3 separate regions of the Homo sapiens genome follow, and regions 1 and 2 are each linked to region 3. Evidence: read pairs that join two places in POLR2A ChIA-PET (ENCODE). Cell type or tissue: PC-3. All regions are shown on one strand. Links, peaks and the distances in the headings refer to the core of each region. The heading gives the core; the rest is flanking DNA. Region 1 overlaps KLF12 (KLF transcription factor 12). Region 2 has its middle 240 kb from the start of KLF5. Region 3 overlaps PIBF1 (progesterone immunomodulatory binding factor 1).

Region 1 (8,506 bases), core at 1,758-6,757, 1.0 Mb before region 3:
AGCAACTAACACTTAGGGGTATACAGAAAGGAGATGAAGAAGTTAGAAGGATAGATAACCAGAGAGAGACAAAGGCCCAAGAGAATAATGTATTTCAGTCAGCAAATACTTTTTCTAAAGCCAGATAGTATTTTATAACCAGACCTACAGTTTCTGTGACAACGACTCAATCCTGTTTTGTAGCACTAAAGATGCCAGATATGAAGTAAATGACCATGGCTGAATAAAACTTTAATTACAGAGACAGGTGGCAGGGCCCACAGGGCTTAATTTGCCTATCCCCGAGGCCAAGGGAGAAGAAAGTTTTAAGAAGAAGCCAGAAATGAAAGTGAAAAGGAATAACCAACAGTCTTGAAAACTGTAGAGAGGTCCAACAGCATTACAACTGAGAAGTGGACCTTGCACTAGGGAATTATAAGAACATTATGAGGTTATTTTTTAATATAATGGTAGCAGAAGCCATTACACTGTCAAGTGAACAGACAAAAATTGGGGGAAAAATGAGTAAATTGCATATTATATCTACACAGTACCAACATCCCAAGATTTACATAACTGATTGAACTTTTAAATAGTCATCTGGGGTTATGGCCATCACAGTTGCTGCTCTGTAGAGGCATTAGCATTAGCAAAAGTAAAGGAAACAAGAAACAAGGCATTGTCGAAACATTAGTAAACAAAACAGGACCCTGGAGAGCTATTTCTAATCTTGGAGTTCACCGTCCTTTGAGTCAAGCTTTATTTACTCATGAATGTTTCTCTCACTATCTGTCTTGATGTGCTAGGAAAATAGTCTGTTTGAACAACTGATATTCTGAAACCAAATGAAGTCAGAATATCACTTGTACAAATATATTAGGAAGGACGTGCCACATAGACCTTGATGTAACCAAGTCCTGAGTTTTAACTGATTCTGTGTGCAGCCAGCAGGAGGTGACCAAGGAGAAAAAAAGCTAGTGTTGTTTTTAGGGAATGTTAATGTCATAGATGATTCCTGTGTGTGTGGCTCCAGCTGAATCCCCCACTATGCTCCAGGCAGAGATAGCCAGAGGGATCCTTATCAAATGATAAAATTTTGTATCATGTCATCCTTCTGCTCAGTACCCTCCAATGGCTTCCCTTCTCACCCAGAGCAAAATTCAAAAGCCTATGTCACCCTCCAAGGCCCTCTGTACTCTGCATGCCCTCCTCTGCCTCCTCTCTCTGTCCTCATCCAGTTCCCTGTATTGGTTCCAGCCACAGCTTCCTTGCAGGTCCTCAGGCACATGAAACACATTCCTACTTTATCACCTGTGCACCTGTTATCTTCTCTGCCTGGAATGCCCCTCACCCTACAAACAAAACCCAAAAACCCTCACCTGCAAGCTTCTCTTACTCAATTCCTTCAAGTCCTTGCTGAAGTATCTTCTTCTCCATGTGGCCTTTCCTGGCCACCATCTCAAAAATTGTCCACTGCCACTATGCAACCCCATCTGCTTTCCCTGCTTCATTTTTCTATATGGCACTTACTATCTGACGTAGTATATATTTTTCTTTTTTGTTAATGATCTGTATCTCTGCAGCATGAGAGCAGGAATTTTAATCTGTTCACTCTTTTTCACTCTTCTTTCTCCAGCCAGAAGACTGCTTGCTACCTCGTAGGTGTTCAATAAATATCTGTTGACTAAATACATAAATGATGTAAATAAGTAGTAGTTTTATATATTATCCAATATGTGTTCTGCCTCTGTAATGGTATTTTCAGTTTAGGTACACGTGAAAAGAAAACTGCCTAATTTGAATAGTCCAGGAGATGGTGAGAGATTTAGAAGGAGTGTTATAGAAGGGAATGAGTGAAGAAGCAGTAAATTTACTGTCAGGGTAAAATGGAATGATGATTGACTACTAAGAGCCAGGCCAGGACTAAGTGCTTTGCATGTATTATCTTCTTTACTCCTTAGAGCAGCAGTAGCAGGAGAAGAAACTGAAGATTCCCGGTGCAAAATCATTGCCCAAGGTCAGATGTTGCAAATGACAGGGCCAGAAGTCATCCCATGTTCCCTGAAGCCAGAGCCATGTTTTTATCCTAAAGAAGCTTCCTGACCCTCCTTTTCTGGAACAATTTCTGCATAGAATGTGTTGGAGGAGGATTCTTCTACCTACTGATACTATGAATTTTCCCAAACATTCCTCCCCAAACATTCATTTTTCCCTTTGTTCCTGCACTCCCCCTCTGCCCTCCTTTCTAGAATAAACCAGCAGCTCTCCTGGAAGCCGGGGTTTCTCTAACTGGGACATGTTTCAGCCTTGGCAGGGCGAACAATTAGGGCACCTGCAGATAGCAGGGAGCCTGTCCGTAGCTAAAAGAGGGAGAAAAGAGGTCCATCAGCCCTGTGGCGCCTGCCTGGGCAGCCACTTCACACCTTCCATCTGTGTATGGCCCTCTCCTCTCCAGCCCTGGCGCGTGGAGGTGAAGGGATTCAGTATCTGCTTCTGGGATTCATTCCTGTTAGGAAATGTTAGTCTGTAAGTTTTCATATATGTTCTTAGATTGTTGTGTCGTACACATTTAATATTGCAACCTATAGAAATAGAAGAATGTCCTTTTCCTTAAGAGTGGGTGCATAGGCAAGTTTACTTCAACAGAAGTTAGAAGAGTGTTTGGTCTTTAGACAGCAGGCAGGCTGGGGTGAGGGGAGGTGAGAATGAATTAGTGTCCCCTGCATCTGTGTCAGTCTACTATTACATGAGGGGAGGAAACAAGCAAAGTTTAAATGTCTCATGTGAGCTGAAGAGAAAAAACATGAAATATACCTTTGGGTGACCATACACCAGTGAGAACCCACCCATATGAGCATCCTATCAAGTCTCAGCTGAGGAGAAGAGCTGAAAAAGTGTTCGGCCGGCGCAGTGGCTGTCGCCTGTAATCCCAGCTACTTGGGAGGCCAAGGCAGGAGAATTACTTAAATCTGGGAGGCGGAGGTTGCAGTGAGCCGAGATCGCGCCATTGCGCTCCAGCCTAGGTGACAGAGTAAGACTCCATCTGAAAATAAATAAATAAAAATAAATAAGTGTTGTTCATCATAACTAAATGGCCCCTTAGGGCCCAAGAAGAACCTTAGCTGCACAATACTGAAGGATCAAAGAAGATACTGCAAAAGCCAAAACACCTGTAAATACATTTGAATATTTTGAATTGAAAAGTAAATGATGCAGAATGCAGTAGGTAGCTTTTATGTCACTAAAACAAGGTTGGTTCTTGGGAGGAGAATAAAGAAGAATGTTGTTAAAAGTAAACAAATCTAATTTTGCACATCTTAATTGGCTTTAATTTGATTCCAGAATCAGACAACAGTCTAGACCAAAAATGTTCAGAATGCTTCACCCTACGGCATATGCAGATTATATTTATAGCCAAAGAAAAGGAGGTGACATGCAGAAAATGGAAGTGAGGTACAGAGACAGCTCCGTTGGTTAAAATGCAGCATATGCCTTAATTGAATCTGGTTTCAACAGTTGGCCATCTTTGATTGACCGAAACTCAGCTACTTGTTGCAAGAGGAGGTTACGGTCTGTTTCCACGTCAAGTTAGGTTACAGTTCACTATGTACAGAAGAAACTTTAGGCCAAACTTAAAACATGTATAGAGGCAGCTTTAGGCCAAACTTAATTCAATTTAATATTGTTGTAGGCTGACTGTAATTGTAGTTGTAGTTCATCTCCATCATTGCTAGGAAATCTCTAGAAGGAGCTGGGAGAATAACCTGGTGCACTAACTTTTTATTGCTGCCCTACAACTAACCCTAAAATTTAGTGGAATAAAATAGCAAGTCTTGTCTTTTTCTTTCTTTTTTTTTTTTGTTTTTCTTTTTTTTCTTTTCTTTTTTTTTTGAAACAGGATCTCACTCTGTTGCTCAGGCCTGGAGTGCAGTGGTGTGATCGTAGCTCACTGCAGCCTCAACCTCCTGGGCTCAAGTGATCCTCCCACCTCAGCCTCCCAACTAGCTGGGACTACAGGCATATGCCACCACACTCTGCTGATGTTTTAAATTTCTTGTAGAGGTTGGGTCTCACTACGTTGTCTGGGCTGGTCTCAAACTCCTGGGCTCAAGCAGTCCTCCTGCCTCAGCCTCCTAAGGTGCTGGGATTACAGTGGTGTGAGCCACTGCACCCAGCCTAAAACAGCAGGTATTTTATTTGCTCAAATTCTGTGAGTCAGAAATGTGGCATGGGTTTAGCCAAGAGGTTTTCAAGCAGGTCTCACCTGGGGTCACTCATGGTGTAGTCATCTGGTGACTGTAATGTAGCTGGTGAGTCTAAAATGGCTCACTGACATGGCTCACAGTGGGATTGGCCGCCTGCTGAGCAGCATGTCTCCTATAGGCTCTCCCGGGCTTCTTCACAAGTTGACTAGGTTCTAAAAAGAGCAAGGGAAAAGGGGAAACCCAAGGTGCAAGTGCTTTTCAAGCCTCTACTTGTGTCACATTTGCTAATGTCCCATTGGTCACTTCAAGTCTTAGAGCCAAGCCCAGAGTCATTGTTGAGAAGTGGCCACATCAGGGCATGGATACAGACAGACATGATTTATTGGAGGGATCGTTATAGTAACAATCTACCATAGGAGAGTATTTGAAAATCAGAGTATATCAGTTCAACTTCAGGTGTTGGGTTCTGAAATTTTCTCCCCAGGATTTTGACACATGGAATGAAACTCACGTAGGATTCCAGAACACCTCCAACTCCGAGGAATGACACCTCTACCAGCAGTGAGCTGGGTTACCCAAAACTGTCTGATCCCTTTTTCATTAAAGAGCAATAAAATCTTAAGTGTAAATTTTTTTCAGGTGTTTATAGATCATCTCCTGTTCTCTTACTTACAGAGGCTGATATTTTTTTGTTTCTGGTGTCCAGATAACTTTCTTTGGTCTTTAAATGGGCATGCCAGAGAATCAGTCCTTCCTAAATGGGCTGAGATGCTCAAAGACTGATGGAGGTTAACTAGGGTTGATGTCCCTATTCTACATTTAATAAAAATAGAGTGGAATTATGCAAGTATGCAGATAAGCTAATCATCTGACCTAATCAGCAATGCAGATTTTGAAAAGCCTTTCTAATTACTTCCTCAGCTTGGCTGAAGGTATGGGTAAAAAGATTTTCCCAGCATGATGGTAGCAGATGTATTTCATAATATTTATTGAAAATATTGGAAAGAAATCCTCAATTATGCTCCTGAAAAGTACATCAAAAAGATATCATATTTAACATATTTTAAACTTTCATTAAGATACAAACATAACATAATTAGATGATCATGTAACAACTCTCACACAAGGTTTTGGAATCTTTCATACAATTAGACTTTAACTTTCAGAGCCAGATTGCTCATGGTTAACTGCCTCTATCTTCCTTGAGTTGTATTACTTACTATAAGAGCTCTAGTTGTCTTGGACAAAATGGTACTATCAGAATATTTTCTTTTTTCTTGGCTGTTTGCAAATTTGGTATCTTGGCAAAGGCATCGTAGTGCATGATGTTTCAACAACTTTAAATGTTAAATTTTTGACATTTACAGGTGTATGCAACACCATACAATATGTGATTTGGAAGCTTAGATAGATCTGATATTCATTTTCTTGGCTGGCTTTGAATAGTTGTGAATGGCTGTTAAATGAATCATTCTAGAACAGGATTGCCCCAAAAGAAGCTATCTATGAGTTCCTAGCTGAATTCATATTATTACACAAAGTCATTCCTGGATCCTACGTTCCTTTAGTGTTGGTTGTTCATCTTGACCTTCCATTCTGTGAGCTGCCCATTATCTTTCCAGTACATCCCTTTTAATATAAGTTAGCCTGAGCCAATTTCTGTTGCCTACAGCGAAAATAAATCTTAAATGATAATGGTTCCTTCAAGTGCCCTTCGAGTGACTGGGTAGTTAAGCTGTCTGTTACCAGATAGTGATGGAACTGGTTGCTTTGCCCTACAGTTTCTCCAACATCCCTCTTCTAGTGGATCTCCTCCAGAGATCAGATGGAAAACAAACAGTCTTTTTGTCTCATAGCTGGTGGTACAAAGAAAATATTCAAAAGCTCTTAATGAATATTATTGCCTAATTCCTAACATTTGAGGAGGTACAGAGTCACATGACAGTGATTTTTTTTTTTTTAAGACAAGGCCAGAAAATATGGATAATCTGGTATGTGACAATTTCCTTGTTAGCCATGTTGAAATGAGAGCATAGTTGCATAGGAACTGAAAGTCATAAACTGTGACACGTTTTTATGTCCAGACTCTTAAATCCCTAGATCAGTTCCTCAACCTGGGTACTTCTGCCATTTTGGACTGGTTCAGTCTTTGCTGTGAGAGGCTGACTGTCCTGTGCATGGTGGAATGTCTACAATATCCTTAGCGTCTGCCCACTAGATGCCAGTAGCACCCTCCCTATCCCCCGCCCCAAGTTGTGACAATCAGTAATGTCTCTGGATGTTGCCAGGTGTCTCTTGGGAGGCAAATTTGCCCTTGGTTGAGGACCATTACTTTATATTATTTGAATTATCTTCTTTTAAATTTAGTATTTACCAAACACTTCCATTGTGCAAAGCACGTTTTGGTATATTTATATTTAAAGTCAGGATGTGTATCAAATACACGGGTGCACACGAGGTTCACTAGATGTAAATTCTTTCCTAACCAAGTGTAGTTAGAAACGTGATGAAATATGTTGAAACCGTCTAGGTATAGTTTTTCTAGCCAGACTGTAAATATTAGACACAATCATCCGAAGTTGCCATTTCGTGGGTAAAAATGGTACATTCTCAGCAATTCCATGTGGTTCGGTGTAATGTATGATACACAGTAACCAAAAAAAGTGATTTGAGACCAAAAAAATGAAATTATGAAATGTACCCAAATGTCATTATGACCATGATTTCACCTGCATTTTGCCTTCCCCCGCAAGCAGTGGTGGTTTTAGAAATCTTAGGCAGCCATACAATTTAACAGTGTGGGTGTGTAGCTCATGTGGTACTTTTCATTGAAAAGATATGCCTAGTTTGTGCGTGAAGCGAGGGCTGATAGAAATTCTGGGCAGTGGTTGCTAAATCTCTTCACAGGGAGAAGGAGATGGAAATGAAATGTAATTTTTAAAAATATGTGTTAACATATGTTGACAGTAAGTAACCCTCTCATTTGAAAGATCTGATAGTCTTGGTCAACAGGGGTCAGAACATTGTGCCGTTTCCTGCTTTGGCAAATTCACGATTGGAGAAGAATCATATCTGGAAAAGTAAAACAGGATAGAGTTCAAGAGCACTGTTAGCACATATAAACAAGATTTCTAAAATGCTACCACTTCTGCCATTTTTATGCCTTCAAATCCCACCTTATAGTAGTAATGAACTTGGAAACAGTGATTCACTGAAGTAAGAAAAATACGTATACTTTCTTTTAGTCACGCAAGCCCTGTTCTTTTAACTTATTATGAGAGCTATAAGCAACTAATATCTCCTTTCCGCATGCTCTCTACCTTCCAGGGAGAGTGCTAATGAGCAGTGAAATGGCCAGAGCTCTGGCAGCAGAAGCAAGGAGGAGGAGAAACCAGAGGGTTGAACAGTAGCTCAGGAGCTACGTTATCAGCTTTTGACCACTCAGGAGTTGGTAATATTGTGGATTTCGTAGTTTCTATTCTATAACCATACCCTGAAATTCTTGAGAGCTGGTTTAGGTTTTGTAACTCCAATGAAGGGAAAAAGAATCAGTAAGTACTCAGAACATAAAACCTGGAGCTTTCACTGATTCCTGTGATGTCTAGAGAATTCCATTTGCATGATATGCACAGAAGTTCCATACTTGATGTTGGTCCAGGACAAGGTTAACTTTCTGCGCACTGATTTTAATTCATTATATATGCCTTTTCTCTCCAGCACAAATGGACCCCCGAGGCCTATCTCCCAGACAAAGTAAAAGTGACAGTGATGATGATGACCTGCCAAATGTGACCTTAGATAGCGTTAATGAAACTGGATCTACGGCCCTTTCCATAGCCAGAGCAGTACAAGAGTAAGTATCACATTCACAGGATGAATTAAGAATTGCCAAGGTGTTCAATGGATAATGGAAACTGCAGCATCTCCTGTCCCCCAGCCATGTCATTCTAGCTGTGAACTGGCACGAATGTCAGCAGCTTTTCATTCAGCTGAATGCTCTTTGGGAGATTAGGGCAGAGAATGGAGTGTTTTAATGAGTTGGAAATTCATGCTTTGATGAGATATAAGACCTATGTGCATCTTTTCTAATACCTCCTGCACCCTTCTCCTGAACTCTGCAAAAAAAAAAAAATTGTTATTTTTGAATGTCACTATTTGATTATCATCATCATTATTATTACACAAAGTCAAGGGAAATATGGCAAAGTATTGTTATCTTGTTTTGATAGGAAATTACAGAATAGCTTTTTGGAAGATTTAAATTTGGAAAATAATATGTTCATCCTTTGAAAAGTAGTACTCATATGTTATTTTTAAATGAA
Region 2 (8,506 bases), core at 1,876-6,875, 490 kb before region 3:
AAACAGGACTGAGATAGGTAGGTAGGTAGGTAGATAGATATATAAATAGAGAAACAGATACAGAACTGAGATAGAGAGGTAGGTAGGTAGGTAAATAGCTAGATGACAGATAGATAGATAGATAGATAGATAGATAGATAGATAGATAGAGATTTATTACAAGGTATTGACTCATATAATTAAGGAAGCTGAGAAGTCCCACAATCCTCCCCAATTAAGGAAGGAAGAGGAAAGCCAGTGGTGTGGTTTGAAGGCCTGAGAGCCAGAGAGCTGATAGTGTCAATTCCAGTCTGAGTCTGAAGGCCTGAAAACCAGGAACACTGATGGCAGGAAAAATCAATGTCCCTGTTCAAGCAGTGAGACAAAGGGAGACAACCTTCCTTTGCCTTTTGTTCTCTTCAGGCCTTTAATGAATTGGATGATGCCCATCTACCTTGGGAAGGGCCATCAGCCTTATTCAATCCACAAATTCAAATGCTAATTTCTTCCAGAAACACCATCAGAGAAATAGTTTCATCAGACATCTGGGTACCACATAGCCTGGGCAAGTTGATACGTAAAATTAACCACTGTATCCACCAAACCATGCTCATTCACACCTCAGTGTCCTTAGGCCCTCTCCTCAATTTTTTTTCTCCTCCCTACCCTGACATTATTTATTCAACGAACAGCAAGAGTGGAAACTAGTACCACCCCTAGAAGCATATATTTTAGCAGACTTCAAAACTTAACCTAGAAGAAGGGAGCTCCTTCAAAAGTATTTTATTCATTCTTACTCCAACTCGACAAATATTTGTTAAGCAGTTACCATGGCACAGATATCACTCCAGATGCTAGGAATACAGCCAGCCCTCTGTATCTGTGGGTTCTGCATTTGTGGATTCAACCAACCACAGACCAAAAATATTTATTTTAATTGGATGGTTGTGTCTGTACTGAACATATACTGAACATACTTAGACTTTTTTTCTTGTCATTATTCCCTAAACAATACAATATAACCACTATTTATGTAGCATTTACATTGTATTTGGTGTTATAAGTAATCTAGAGGTGATTTAAAGCATATGGGAGGATGTGCACAGGTTATATACAAATACGACACCATTTTATATCAGGGACTTGAGCCTTCACAGATTTTGGTATCCAACAGTGTCTTAGAACCAATTCCCCTTGGATACCTACAAATGACTGCACATTGCAGAGCATAAAACTGACACACACACAAATCCCTGCCCTTACGGAGTTTACATTCTAGTGTGCATTTCAGCCAATTGTCAGTCATCTGAAAAATACTTTACAGTACAAAGAAACATCAAAATGTCCAGAAATAACTGAAAACTATGAATCTACAGAGCATCTTTGGGAGAATGTAAATCTAGACTTTGAAAGCCAACCAAATGGGGTTCAAATCCTACCTTACCACCTACTGGGTTTGAGACTGTCTTAGGCAAACTGCTGATTTTTCTCTTCAGTAAAAACAGTACCACTCCTTTAGCATGCAATTATTGAAATAATTGAAAGAATAATGTGTATATATATTCTGAGGGCATAATTTCAGCCTCCTAAGGTTGAATTGCAGTCTGTGTAATACCATTCTGTGAATAAAAATAATCACTAAAGATTGTAGTATGATTTACTACTTATATGGTATGCTTATATTTATTATAATTTTTGTTGGAATGTCTGATCCAGTATTTTGAAATCTCCTTTAGCCTCAGAAAATGAAAGATTTTTTTAATTCACCGGATTCATTTGCAAAAATCAACTGAGCACTTAACAAGTACACTAGGCACTAGATACACAAGGATTTAAATAAAACAGAAATAGAACCAGTTCTCCTGAGCTTACTCTGTAATTGGTGACAAAAACGATAAATAAGTAAACATTTAAATAAACTTATAATTGCAAATTGTAATTTTATCATCAAGTTCAAAAACAGCCCTCCTCACTGGCCCTTGTCCTCCCTTTTGGTCTCCTTTGAAGCTTTTCTCTAACAATATCTCCTCTGTTATTTCATGAACCTGTCTGTTTCTACTTAATCCTTTCTCTCAGTATAAAAGCAGACTGAAGCCTCTCATCCTGAAGCAACAGCAATGGCACTGTCCCAGGATCATGTGCCCTCTGCTAATGGATAATGCCTTATTTTCTCCTTATCTTTTGCAGCCAAACTTCATGGTCTGCACTTCTGTTAGCATGTGTTATCATAGGCCGTCTCCTACTCCTTGCAGGTAATGCCACACATTCCTGCCCTTCTACTGCACTTGACTCTGTGGGCCATTCTCTCCCATTCAAAATTCCTCTTTGGCTTCAGTGATGCCATGCTTTTCTGACTTTGGCCTCTCTCAATTTGCCTAGCCGATTCTTTGTTTTCTTCTCTACCGTTACGTTTCTCAGGAGTCTTTCATTGATCCATTTCTCTGCTCCTCTACATACATTCTCCCAAGAAGTGAGCTTCTATTCTTAGGGTTTCACTGCATTTAACATGTCTTTATTAGCTGGTCCCTTCACTGCAATGATCCATCCTCAGACTTTCCTCAGGTAGCTACTATTGTATTCTTCAAAACTATTTCAAGGATGATATCTGCCAGAAAAGTTCTTCTTGAAGGTTCTAGTCTCCATTAAATGGATTTTATCCCAAATCCTGTAACATTCAGGGTATTTCCTAGCTCTTTCATCTTAGAAACAAGCAAATAAACACATTCCCTTGACCCTATATCTTCCTTGAGTTACAGTTCCATAGCTCTGCTTCTTTTCTAAGAACTAAGAAAAGAACTAAGGTGACCAGAGGTACCAGTTTCCCCAGAACACTCCTGTTTTATACCTGTTGTCCTGGTATAGTGTCTGGTTTAGCATTTGTCCCAGGTTTTTTCACTCTTTAGAATGAGGTAATATTACTATAGTAATAGATACATTGAAATAAGTGGGAATGGCTGTGATCAACCTCTCATTTTGTACTTTAAGCAACTGTCATAGGCCCAGCTTATAGTGTGTGAGCCAGATGCTCAGTGAACAGAATTCTCATTTTAACATTTTGTAAAACCTGAAAGCAGCTGTAACTCATCTCTTTTTCCTTGACTCTTTTGTCAAGGAATGGAAGTACAACCTTGCCTTCAGGAACGATATACCATTTGCTGGCTGGTAGAACAAAGACGCTCACACATGAGTAGCTGAGGACAACTAACTCCTTCTCCTTCCAAGTGCAGCTGCTGCCCTGCTAGGCTTTGCTGCACCAGCCAGTTCATCTGTGGCCTACGCCATGAACTAAGAGAATCACAAAGTTGACAGGTCTCCAAATGGCGGTGTCATCGAGGAATGTGAGAAATCATAGACTAGATATAGTTGAAATACATAAAGGAATGGAAACAGAGTAGTCCTATCTTAAAGCATCTAAATAGCATAGATCTATTTATTTATTTTATTGTTTGATACAGCCCTTTCTAATTTTCAATAAACTCTTTTGGTAACAATGAACTAAATAATGAAAATGCCATGTTCAATGAAAAATTAAGTTCTGAATTTTCATTTCTCAGAAAACACTTAGTGAAGAATGTTTGTTGACATTAACACAGAATGCAAATTTCACAAAAGGTTTGTTGTCATTAACGTCTATCATGGGGGCCCAAAACAGAAGACACATAAGTAAAAAAAAATCAGCATCCATTGCAAGAGTTAAATACTGAGTTTTAAAAGACTATGCCCAAAAACAATTTTACCTCTGTAGCTACAGAAGATGCATTTGCATATCATTCTATGAGGCACGACTTTTCATTTTGATCAAATGTTCTTATAAATACATTTTGCCCATTTTCATTCCAAGTTTTCTTTTACATTTGTGAAAAGTGAAGTGATACTAATAATGTGTTGATTTCATTAGCAAAAGAGTTTTGCAAACATTAAAATGGTGCTCGTTTTATATCAGTACTATTAGATACTCCAAATTAAAAAGTCAAATAAGTTAGGGCTGAGCGTGGTGGCTCACGCCTATAATCCCAGCACTTTGGGAGACCAAGGCAGGTGGATTGCTTGAAGCTGGTATTTCTAGACTAGCCTGACCAACATGGCGAAACCACTTCCCTACTAAAAATATTTAAAAAAAAATTAGCTGGGCATGGTGGTGCATGCCTGTAACCCCAGCTACTCAGGAAGCTGAGGCACAAAATTCACTTGAACCAGGGAGGTGGAGGTTGCGGTAAGCTGAGATCATGCCAATGTACTCTAGCCTGGGTGACAGAAGGAAACTCTGTCTCAAAAAAAAAAAAAAAAGTTAATTCCATTAATGGTTTAGTTATTTAGTTCATTCTATGGAATATAGTGACATTGTTAGAGGGTCATTCTGTAAAGGATGAAATACTTGACATCATTGTGAGTATTATTGCAAATTCGGTTAAAGTTCAAATTAAAAATCAAATCATTTGTTTTCGTGATTATAATACAGAAACAAATTTTGGTGGAGCATAGTGTCATGATTAAAAAGTGTGTTCTATGGCTGGGCGTGGTGGCTCATGCCTGTAATCCCAACACTTTGGGAGGCTGAGGCGAGTGGATCACTTGAGGTCAGGAGTTCAAGACCAGCCTGGCCAACATAGTGAAACCCTGTCTCTACTAAAAATACAAAAATTAGCCGGGCATGGTGGTGCACGCCTGTAATCCCAGCTACTCAGGAGACTGAGGCAAGAGAATCACTTGAACCTGGGAAGCAGAGGCTCCAGTGAGCCGAGATCACGCCACCGCCCTCCAGCCTGGGTGACAGAGCCTGACAGAGCCAGACTCCGTCAAAAAAAAAAAAAAAAAAATAGAGAGAAAGAGACTACTGTCACTCTTTTGAGCAGCAAAATTGCATACAAAAGTGTGTAATAGTATACTGATCATAATGGAAACATTTTCATATTTACTGAAAGTAACTGGACTACTAAATAATTAAATATCAAAAGTATTTCAGCATAGAAGTAAATTATTTCTTTACTGCCTGACATAAACGAGTTTAGAAGTATCTTCTTGAAATATTACTTTGTAAATCAAAGTGTTCTACAATGGTATTGTGCTTATTGTAAATGAACCCTTTAAATTTTGGTTGTATTTTGTTTGAAATCAGCAGAAAGTCTTTAAACAAAACAGTCAATCAGTGAAGAACCAAAAAATCTTCAAATTTTTAGGCTTTTCACAAATTTCAAAATTGAAATAAAGCTTATGAATATGAAGGCATTGAAATTGATACCTACAAAAGCAAGGAGAAAATGAATATATTCAGTGATTACCCCATTTTTTATACAAGATCTGATTGTGAAATTTTGTAATTGTGTTCTAGACTGCCTTACCTTTCTGGAGCATATTTTCATAGAGCTTCTTTTTTATTGAATAAACTTATATTTTATACAAGGTAAAAAGAAATTGAAAAGGCCTATGCTTTTATGGCATAAAATTTGTACAACAATCAAGAGAATTATAAACTGAGATGGACATATTAGAGAATTTTGCCATAAAATTATTTGAAAAGAAAGCTAATTTGAATGGAGGGCAAAAGACAATAAACATAAACAAAATTAAGCTCAAATATTTGAGCTCAAATATTTAAAAATGAGACTTGGGATGTCCTCAATTAACAGAGTTTGCTTTGAGCTTACCAGGTATCACAGCACCAGTAAAGAGAGTATATTCTGGGCCAGGCATGGTGGCTTACACCTGTAATCCCAGCACTTTGGGAGGCCAATGTAGGAGGATCACTTGAGACCAGGAGTTTGAGACCAGCCTGGGCAACATAGCAAGACCCCTACAAAAGATCTCTACAAAAAAAAATTTTTTTTAATCATAAAATATATATGTATGGTAGGCACGCCTATAATCACAGCACTTTGGGAGGCCAAGGCAGGAGAATCACGTGAGCTCAGAAGTTCAAAAATAGTCTGGGAAACATAGTGAGACCTAGTCTCTACAAAATATTTAAGAAATTAGCCAGGCATGGTGGCACGTGCCTGTAGTCCTAGCTACTCAGGAGGCTGAGGTGGGACTATCGCTTGAGCCCCAGACGTGGAGGCTGCAGTGAGCCATGATAGCACCACTACACTCCAGCCTGGGTGACGGAGTGAGACCCTGCATAAAAAAAAAAATTTTAAATTAATAGAAAAAACAAAGAGAAGCTTTTGTTATATCATTGGTGAGCACTTACATTAAATCACATCTGCTCTGTACACTCCAAAAGAGTGGATTTGTCAGATAGAAAAACACAAAACTCTGGGAGGCTGGAGTGGTTGTTATTATCTGCTAAGTAGCCCAAAGCACCTCATATTTTTTATCTAACTTTCAACATTAAATTCCATAAGAGTTACAGGTGGAAATGGGAAATATTTTCATTACCATCACATAATTTTATAAGTAAGGAGCTTTATATTTTATAAGTCAGGAGTTTTCTGTTTTGTTTTGTTTTTGAGACAGTGTCTTGCTCTGTTGCCCAGGCAGACACTGTACTGTCGCCAGTACAGTGGTGCAATCATGGCTCACTGCAGCCTTGATCTCCTGGACTCAAGCAACCCCACCCCACCTCAGCCTCCCAAAGTGCTAGGATTACAGGCATGAGCCACCATGCCCAGCCAGCTCAGTAGTTTTCAAAGCTCAATGTACAGGTCATAAATCTGTTTAAAATGCAGATTGCTACATTCTACTCACAGATAGTCTGATTCAATAGATCAGCATGGAGCCTGGGAATCTGCTTTCTTAAGTCAATGGCAAGTGCTTTATGGCAGGTGGTCATTAAACCGACTTTGAGGAATCATGAGAGCGGCATCACAAAGGCAAAGGGGTACAGCATGGGGAGTCTGGAGATGCCAAAGTCAACCTCCACTGACCTCCCGGCGGTACCAAGGGCTGGTGGGGAGGCGTAATGACTGTGGGTAAAGTGATTTCATATCTTTGGGTGGAAAATCATCTGAGCATGCCAAATATCAATATTGTGTTTCATTTGAGATTCTCTGTTCGCTTTCTCCTGCCACACCTTTCAAACTGTGGTGACGGGAACAATAACAAGCCTGTGTTATTTGGCTTCATCAGAGCTATTTCTTATATATCTCCTTAAAATCGTGTGTTCATTGTTAGACACATTTAAATTTATAAACATGATGTGATTGGGAAAAAATGGTAGATATTTACTCTTTGACTTTTCTCCATGATTGTCCTTTTTCTTTCTTTCTTTTTTTGATCTCAAGAATATGCACATTTCTGCTAAGTAGCCTAAAGTGCCTCACATTTTTATCTAACTTTCAATATTAAATTCCATAAGAGTTACAGGTGGAAATGGGAAATATCTTCATTACCATCACATAATTTTATAAGTAAGCAACATGGATCAGAGTAAAAAGGGAAAAATTAATCACAGCAAAAAAATGTAAGCTGGTCTTTATTTATCAAAGAGAAGTGTTGAAGTAAGGTGGGAGGGGAACTACGGTCAGCCCTTCTATCCATGGTTTCCCCATCCATGGATTCAGACAACCATGGACTGAAAGTATTTGGTAGAAGGGGGATTATTCCACAAAGTTCCAGAAAGCAAAACTTGAATTTGCCATGCACTAAGTACTACACTGAATCCACATGAATGAAATGATATGTAGGCATTTGTATTAGGTATGTTAAGTAACCTGGAGATTATTTAAAGTATATAGGAGATAGGCTGAGCACAATGGTTCACACCTGTTATCCCAGTATTTTGAAAGGCTGAAGTCAGAACACCTCTTGAAGCCAGGGGTTCAAAACTAGCTTGGGCAACAAAGCGAAACCCTGTCTCTGCAATGTATATATACATACACACACACACACACACACACACACACACACACACACACACACATATATGCCAGGTATGGTGGCAGGAACCTATGGTCCTAGACACTAGAGAGGCTGAGGCAGGAGGATTGCCTGAGCCCAGGAATTCATGACTACAGTGAGCTATGATTGCATCACTGTACTCCAGCCTGAACAACAGAGCTAGACCTTATCTCAAAAATAAAATATACAGAAAGATGTATTAGGTTATATACAAATACTATGCCATTTTATATCAGGGACTTGAGCATCTGTGGATTTTGATATCTGCAGGGGATCCTGGAGCCAGTCCCCTGTGCATACCAAGGGATGACTGAAGACAAAGTATCTAGTCCTGCTTATGGTCCTGGCCAGTTGTTTGGCCTTATAAAAACCATGTGAACTCTTCTGAGTCTTGGAGATCAATTAGATGAATGCCGATGCCCTCTCACAAACTAACATCAATAAATATGTCTGATTGCATTCTTCTATTAAAAGAGAATTCAACAAAATACAGTGAAATATAAATGCAGCCAATTCTTGTTTATCTCTTTTAATAGAGGAAAGTATTACTGTAAATCATCCAGAAGCTATGTCTCTGCTGGTTTAATGAGAATGCGATGAAGCTACAATCAGTAGATCCAACACAAGATCTGAGATCTTTCTCAATCATTCAAAACATTAGTCTGAACTGAACTCTGTTGTCCTCATTTCT
Region 3 (8,506 bases), core at 1,487-6,486:
TTTACTTCCTCCTTTCAACTAAGCCTAAACAGCAATGCTTATTCTATTCAGTAGTTAATGTTGACTATATAATTTAACCTTAAAATAGTAAAATAAGTAGGAGTTCATTTAGCTTTGAGTTTGGCATGACTATGCTCAGTAGTGTGACAACTCTATATTGTCATCATTTTTCTCTATTTGAACTGTGAAACTTTTATTCATACAGTGATGCATGATAGCACCTGGCCTTTATTTGGCTGAAATACCTATCTTACAAATTAAGTTGATGGCTATTTCTTTCTTTTCTTTTTTCTTTCTTTTTTTTGAGGCGGAGTCTCACTCTTACACAGGCTGGAATACAGTGGTGCGATCTTGGCTCACTGCAAACTCTGCTCCCCTACCCCTACCCCGGGCTCAAGCAATCCTCCTACCTGGGACCACAGATGTGTGCCACGACACCTGGCTAAGTTTTTGTTTTGGGGTTTTTTTTTTGTAGTTTTTTGAGACAGGGTCTCATTCTGTCTTCCAGGCTGGACACAATCTTGGCTCACTGCAACCTCTGGCTCCCAGGTTCAAGCAATTCTCTCATCTCAGCCTCCCGAGTAGCTGGGACTACAGGCCTGCACCACCACACCCAGCTAATTTTTGTATTTTTTGGTAGAGATAGGGTTTCACCATGTTGGCCAGGCTGGAGTTTTTGTATTTTTGGTAGAGACAGGGTTTCACCAGGTTGGCCAGGGTGGTCTCGAACTCCTGAGCTCAAGCAATCCTCCTGCCTTGGCCTCCCAAAGTGCTGGGATTACAGCCGTGAGCCACTGTGCCTGGACAGTTGACTACTGTTTTTTTAAACTGTGATCTGTGGTGCTAATGCCATGACAAAATTAAATGCAAACATGGGCAATGACATCATAGTGATAGTACTCTATTATAAATTATTCATTCAGATGAACCATCATATGCATCTGTTAATTTCTGAGGTCATTAAAAAAATTAAATCATAAAGTTAAAAATTATCAAAAAGAACTCTTAGATACTCCAAAACATATCTGTGGAATCTGGCTTAGAAACACTATGCAGATCAAGAGAACGAAGTTATCATGGTATCTCTGGATTTAAACCAAAGTATTTGGTAAGGTCCCTCCTGAGTTTTCCCGTGCCATCATGTAGTGATACATCCTTTTGGCCACTGGGTTCAAAATTTCATCTCAAAACCCAATAAGCCCCTCAAAACTTGCCCCTAAAATTTACAAGTTCCTAGATTTACTAAAGATTATACACACAGTAGCAAAGGGAAAAAAAAGTCTTATGACTCTTTAAAAGATTATGTCTCTTCATACAGCATGTATAAAACAATCAGCTAAATGAAACTTCTTCCCAATTATGTCGTACTTAAAATTGCATTCATTTTAGCTTTCCCATGAATTTTTTTTCCCTCATGCACTTTTATCGTAAGCCATTTGTATTATTTGTAAAAACTTAACAGGTTTGTGAAGGAGCAATTTTTTAGAGGTTTTAGAGGTATAGGCAAGAGAGGGATTTTAGTAAGTCCAAGTTGTAACGTAATAGTGTATGACTTCAATTATATTCTTGAATATGTTAAATATATTAAAACATATTAACTTTATATTGGCGGCAAGAAATGGCATTAATATATACATTTCTCTCTCTTTTTTTTTTTTTTGAGACGGAGTTTTGTTCTGTCACCCAGGCTAGAGAGCAACGGCGCGATCTCCGCTCACTGCAACCTCCACCTCCTGGGTTCAAGTGATTCTCCTGCCTCAGCCTCCCAAGTAGCTGGGATTACAGGTGCCTACCACCACACCCAGCTGATTTTTGTATTTTTAGTAGAGATGGGGTTTCCCGATGTTCAGGTCTTGAACTCCTGACCTCAGGTGATCCATCCACATTGGGCTCCCAGAGTGCTGGTATTATAGCAGTGAGTCATGGTGCCCAGCCAATATATAAATTTCAAATCAGGAAATGTAATTAAAAATTCAAAGTTATTTTTAAATCTCAATTAATAAGTTAACAAAAATAGCTTAAAAAATGATTTGTGGTCAGTGTCCATGAACCCGCCACATTAGAATCTTGGGTTGTTTATTAAAAATTGAGGTTCTGGCTGGGTGCGGTGGCTCACGCCTATAATCCCAGCACTTTGGGAAGCCAAGGTGGGCAGATCACGAGGTCAGGAGATCAAGACCATCCTGGCTAACACAGTGAAACCCTGTCTCTACTAAAAAGATATACAAAAAATTAGCCGGGAGTGGCAGCGTGCACCTGTAGTCCCAGCTACTCGGGAGGCTGAGGCAGGAGAATGGTGTGAACCTGGGGGGCGGAGCTTGCAGTAAGCCTATATTGTGCCAAGGCACTCCAGCCTGGGCAACAGAACGAGACTCCGTCTCAAAAAAAAAAAAAAAAATTGAGGTTCTTAGTTCCACCTCAGACCAAAATAGAACCCATGCAGGTGGCTATGAATCTAAATTTTAAGCAATGCTTATACATTTTAAATTTAATATAAAGAGGCAAATCTATCACTGTTTACTAATTTGTTAAGCATTCTAGGATAATTATAACTGATGGGTATCATCATAAATATGTACCTTACAAAGAAACTTTAAGCTCATCACTTGGATAAGATAAAAAGAAATCTCAGAAAACAGTTAACACTCCCTAAAATATAAAAACTTTAATAAACAAATATGTTTCATCAATGAAATAACTCATTTTCATACAAATAAAATTAACTGAATTACTTACATATGAATACTTAAGATGAACCTCAAGATAATCTTGCAGAATTTTTTAAAGAATGTAACTATGTTTCTAAACAAGGAAGTACTCTTGACAAAATTCTTCTTGCTTCCTAGTTACCAAAGTTCTCATAAGAGAAAAATATTTCACCATTTCCTCATGAAATTTAATAGTTTTATTAAGTGCAGATTCACTAATGCCTTACACTGTATCTCTAACATCACATCCTTTTGATATGAAAAAGCATGCTGAACTAACTCTATAATAGCAAAACAGCAACATATAGCTGAGTTGCATGTGATCAACCAAAATTTTGACCTGCTAATAGAGAAAATTCATAAATAGGAAATAAAGTTATCTATAAGCACTTTTATAAACATAAAGTACCATACACAAGATCATATACATAATGTAACTCAAAATAAGCCAGAATTAGACTACATTACTGACACTTTTAAATAAACTCCGGACTTGAAGTAAAAGATGAGCCCTATTTTCCAGTGTTATAATAGTATCTAGATGTTATTTGCAAATAACTAAAGATCTGGAAAAAATTACAAAAGGAAATCCCAGAAATCCACTAAAACTGCCACTTCAGAAAGAGTAATTTCCTTTTAAAGGTCAAGAATCACATTCTGGCCAAGCGCAGTGGCTCATGCCTGTAATTCCAGCACTTAGAGAGGCCAGGGCAGGCAGATCGCTTGAGGTCAGGAGTTCGAGACCAGCCTGATCAACATGGTGAAACCCCTCTCTACTAAAAATACAAAAATTAGCCAGGCATGGTGGCGCATGCCTGTACTCCCGGCTACTCGGGAGGCTGAGGCAGGAGAATTGCTTGAACCCAGGAGGCAGAGGTTGCAGTGAGCCAAAATCATGCCATTGCACTCCAGCCTGGGCAAGAGCAAAACTCCATCTCCAAAAAAAAAAAAAAAAAAACCAAAAAAAAACCTTCTATTAAATTTCTTAAACAGTTTTAATCTCATACAAACAAAAGCAGAGTCAAATTAACTGTGTAATTGTGTGGCTTTAATGATTTCATGTGGCTTTAACAGAATTTAAAACCCTGAATGTTTTTGGTTTTAACAGAATTAAAAATTCTCAATATTTCTGGTAGGCATAATTATGAAATTAGTGCAATAACTGAGACATCTCTGAATACATATTATGGAACACAAATTTTTGTTTTGATACTCCATTCTCCAAGTTCTAAATATATTAAATTTTACTAGAAAAAGATACTATGTGATTGATTGCAGGCATTTTATATGAAATAATGAATATAAATGAAAATAAGGTAACTAAATGTAAAGCTTTGGGTCTCTAGCTCAAAAATAATCACATTTTCCAAATAGCCCCCAACAGGTTTAATTAAAAAAAAAAAAAAAAAAAAAAAGGGACATATACTGCCCCCAAGTGGTGAAAAAAATTAAGACCATTTTGGATAAGAAAGATCCATAAAGTAAAACGGAAAGACTGAGAGTAATTTTATTTTCTCCAGATTCATGAACTCTCTGTAGAGAATAAACTTTTTAAGTAAAATGGAAAATTTGTTTTCTTAATTGCTGGTCTCAAAACTCAGAGATATGCCTAACAAATACCTTAGTTTCTCTTAGTAAACCACTATGGAGTTGTCATTATTGCTATCATTTTCAGCATTTAGGTGAGTTTCCTGGTATTTTTTGTTTTTGTTTAGTAGCCCTTAGCCTGAGGCCAGTCCCATTCTGTGCCAGGTTGGATGGATCAAGGTGCATGAGAAAATCTTTGGTATTTATGGGAACTGCAGCTGCTCTAAATGAGGAGGAAATTTCAGAGATAGCCAGAGAGGGGAAACTGAATTCTCTGGGTAATTTCTGCTTAAGTATCTGGCTACCCTCTAAACAACATATGTGTAGGACAGACTCTGAGCAGCCCCAATAATACCAAAAAAAATTGAACTGAAATTTGAACACCTGCCCAATAGACAGAGTATGCTGTTTGAGTACAACCAAGTAATTTCCTGCTAAAACAAGAACATCACCACCGTTTAGAGGTACATAAAATGCAGAGTCTCAACAACATAATACTCACAATGTTCTCATCTACACTTACTCGATGGTCTAAACAATTTTAAGTTACTTGACATCTGAAGAAAGAGGAACATGTGACCCATTTCTAAAAGAAAAGACAATCAACAGAGATCAACTCCAAGGTGACCCAGTGTTTGGAATTAGCAGACAAGAATTTTAAAGCTCCTATTTTAACAATTCTCAGTGGTGTAAAGGAAAATATGTTCATAATAAGTAAACAAATAGAGAAATAAAAGCTATAATAAATAACCAAACTGAAATTCTAGAAGTAAAAAATTCCACACTTAAGTACTTACTCAAGAGAAAAAACATGTCCACACAAAAAACCATACTCAAATGTTCTCAGAGCTTTGTTTGTAAAGTCTCTGAATCGGAAATAACTCAAATGCCCATTAAATGGTAAATAACTAGAGCCATTCAATGTAATACCACTCAGTAATGAAAAGGAAGAAATTACTGACAAATGGAAAAAAAAGTTCAGCATTTTCCCATAAAATTAAATGTGACTGGCAGATGGATAGATGGAGAGGTATTTGATAAGACAAATACAATAAAAATGTTAATGGCAGAAATTTACTGATAAATATACTGGTGTCATTGTGAAATTCAAGTTACGTTTGAAAATTTCTATAATAAAATGGCAAAAAATTACACTCTGGGGCAGGTGATCAATTTTGAACATGCTAATTTTGGGAATATAAGCTGATTGATAGTTATTAAAAAGAAAACACATTCATTTATAATCAGTCCACTTACCTTTTGAGACCTTCCTCCAATCTGCCCTACTAGTTTGGTGTTCCACTGCTCAGAAAAACTTTACTGTCTACAAACTTGAGATTATACTTTGTGCTTCCTCATCAATAAATGTATTAAATTTTTTTTTTTGAGACAAACTCTTGCTCTGTTGCCCAGGTTGGAGTGCAGTGGCACAATCTTGGCTCACTACAACCTCCACCTCTCAGGTTCAAGCGATTCTCCTGCCTCAGCCTCCTGAGTAGCTGGGACTACATGTGTTTGCCACCACACCTGACTAATTTATGTATTTTTAATAGAGACGGAGTTTTGCCATATTAACCAGGCTGGTCTCAAACTCTTGACATCAGGTGATCTGCCCACCTCGACCTCTCAAAGTGCTGAGATTACAGGCGAGAGCCACTGTGCCCAGCCCAATAAATGTATTAAAATGTTAAATAATGAATAAGATTGGATTTAACAGTTGTATCTGAAGAATACTTCTATTTTTGTTTTTCATTTAGTTCTTTTTATTCCTTTTTTTTTTTTGGCTCTTATCCTTCACCTACTAAAGAGAAAACAATTTCCTGAGAATTCATGATAACACTTCTTACAAAGTCTGCCCATTTCTCCCAAGAGGTAGAAGCAATTCAGGTATCTATTTATAGATGAATGGATAAAGCAAATGTGGTATATACACACAATGGAATATTATGTAACCTTAAAATAGAAAAAAAAAAAAGCGTAAATTAGTTCAACCTGACTGTGAAAGACAATTGTGGAAGACAGTGTGGTGATTCCTCAAGGATCTAGAACTAGAAATACCATCTGACCCAGCAATTCCATTACTGGGTATATACCCAAAGGATTATAAATCATGCTACTATAAAAACATGCACACATGTTTATTGTGGCACTGTTCACAATAGCAAAGACTTGGAACCAACCCAAATGCCCATCAATGATAGACTAGATACTGTGGCACATATACACCATGGAATACTATGCAGCCATAAAAAAGGAAGAGTTAATGTCCTTTGCAGGGACATGGATGAAACTGGAAACCATCATTCTCCGCAAACCATCACAAGGACAGAAAACCAAACACCACATGTTTTCACTCATAAGTGGGAGGTGAACAATGAGAACACTTGGACCAGGGAGAGGAACATCACACACTGGGGCCTATCAGGGGGTGGGGGACTAGGGGAGGGATAGCATTAGGTGAAATACCTAATGTAGATACGGGTTGATGGGTGCAGCAAACCACCATGGCAGGAGTATACCTACGTAACACTACCTGCACGTTGTGCCTATGTACCCCAGAACTTAAAGTACAATAAAAAAAAAAAAGAAAATTCTGTCACATGCTACAACATGGATAAACCCTGAGGGCATTATGCTAATTGAAACCAATCACAAAGGGGCAAATACTGTAGGACTCTACTCATATGACGAATCTAAACTAATCAAAATCATAGAAACAAAGTTAAAAAATGGTTACCAATGACTGGGGGAGGGGAGAGGGAGAATCAGTGTCTAGTGGGTAGTTTTCAGTGTTGCAACATACAAAAGTACTAGAGATCTGTTGCACAATGTGAGTATTCTTTACTGAATTGTATACATGAAAATAAAGTCTTAAATTTAATGTTATGTTATTCACTGTAATTTTTTAAAAGCCTGCCAATTTTTAAAAGCTAGAATTTAAAACCTGTCAATGGCTTTTTGAAAGTCTATATAATTTGTTCTCTATTTTCTCTTTATATATATGTGAAATATAATTTGTCCATTTGTACCACTCTGTTGACCTTCCCCCATAAGGGGAAGTATTTAACTTGCCTAAGTATTCACTGATCCTAATCTTCATGCATTACACAAGCTCAGTAAGCATAAAAGAGTGCTTTATCAGTTTTAAGTGTGGAGGTCTTTAGTTTCTAGACTCAGGCAGGCAATTTACCAGCTTTCAAGCAATTACACCTACTTCAAGTGCTCTGTTTGATAGCAATATTATACATGTGCTGCAGTTTCAGGTTCATCCTTTAAGTCCCTTAAAATTCTTGGGTGAATACCATCTAGTCATGTTTTTTTCCCCAAAGCTTATATTGTATCCAACTTTAAAATTACATAAAGTCATTAATAAGACTAATGTTGTTTATCTTAAAATATCCAACCTTAAATAAGTATGAGTTGAAGAATAAAATATTTGTTGAATCACTTTATGAAGATCTTTTGAATAATGTCATATGAAAAATTTGGATCATGTCTTATTAAAAGTTAGTAACTTCAGGCCAGGTGTGGTGGCTCATACCTGTAATCCCAACACTTTGGGAGGTCAAGGCGGGCGGATGACGAGGTCAGGAGATCGAGACCATCCTGGCTAACATGGTGAAACCCCGTCTCTACTAAAAATACAAAAAATTAGCCAGGCGTCGTGGCGTGTGCCTGTAGTCCCAGCTACTCGGGAGGTTGAGGCAGGAGAATGGCGTAAACCCAGAAGGCGGAGCTTGCAGTGAACCGAGATCGTGCCACTGCATGCCAGCCTGGGCGACAAAGCGAGACTCCATCTCAAAAAACAAACAAACAAAAATTAGCTGAGTGTGGTGGTGGGTGCCTGTAATCCCAGCTACTTGGGAGGCTGAGGCAGGAGAATCGCTTGAACCCGGGAGGCAAAGGTTCCAGTGAGCCGAGACTGTACCACTGCACTGCAGCCTAGGTGACAAGAGTGTGACTCTGGCTCAAAAAAGAAAAAATTTAGTAACTTTATGGTGGTTGCAGCTATATATCATGGACCTTGTCCTGAAACTTACTATGGCAGTGTATCTTACTTATTGAACACTTATTGAACAAAGTAACACTTCCTTTTATTTGTCAAATTTAGGAAAACAGAATCAGTGTACACACTTTTACTGGATATATTTTCAATTTGTTCACTACAAAATAAAATATTAATTCCTCTGTTAGGACTTAGAACAGACACC

The links. Peaks named below come from ENCODE experiments on the same cell type or tissue, not always from the same donor. Only the 100,000 strongest peaks of a DNase experiment are listed, where the experiment ranks them.
Region 1: POLR2A ChIA-PET joins it to region 3 with 10 read pairs; 2 of 35 experiments call an interaction of 5 or more read pairs at or near these places.
Region 2: POLR2A ChIA-PET joins it to region 3 with 17 read pairs; 2 of 35 experiments call an interaction of 5 or more read pairs at or near these places.

The regions. Positions count from the first base shown.
Region 1 is chr13:73,812,683-73,821,188 of GRCh38, reverse strand. KLF12 (KLF transcription factor 12) reads left to right here. Exons shown (of 8, transcript NM_001400136.1): 5 at 7,902-8,037. Among named protein-coding and RNA genes, the nearest start is that of LINC00393, 160 kb to the right of the region's middle. In PC-3, for the core only: no CTCF peak of the experiment used is centred there; a DNase peak (open chromatin) is centred at 4,258; H3K27ac peaks cover 1,031 bases.
Region 2 is chr13:73,292,331-73,300,836 of GRCh38, reverse strand. No RefSeq gene overlaps it. Among named protein-coding and RNA genes, the nearest start is that of KLF5, 240 kb to the right of the region's middle. In PC-3, for the core only: no CTCF peak of the experiment used is centred there; no DNase peak of the experiment used is centred there.
Region 3 is chr13:72,804,750-72,813,255 of GRCh38, reverse strand. All of the region lies in intron 5 of PIBF1 (progesterone immunomodulatory binding factor 1), which reads right to left. Among named protein-coding and RNA genes, the nearest start is that of PIBF1, 27 kb to the right of the region's middle. In PC-3, for the core only: a CTCF peak has its summit at 4,144 (motif pointing left); no DNase peak of the experiment used is centred there; H3K27ac peaks cover 366 bases.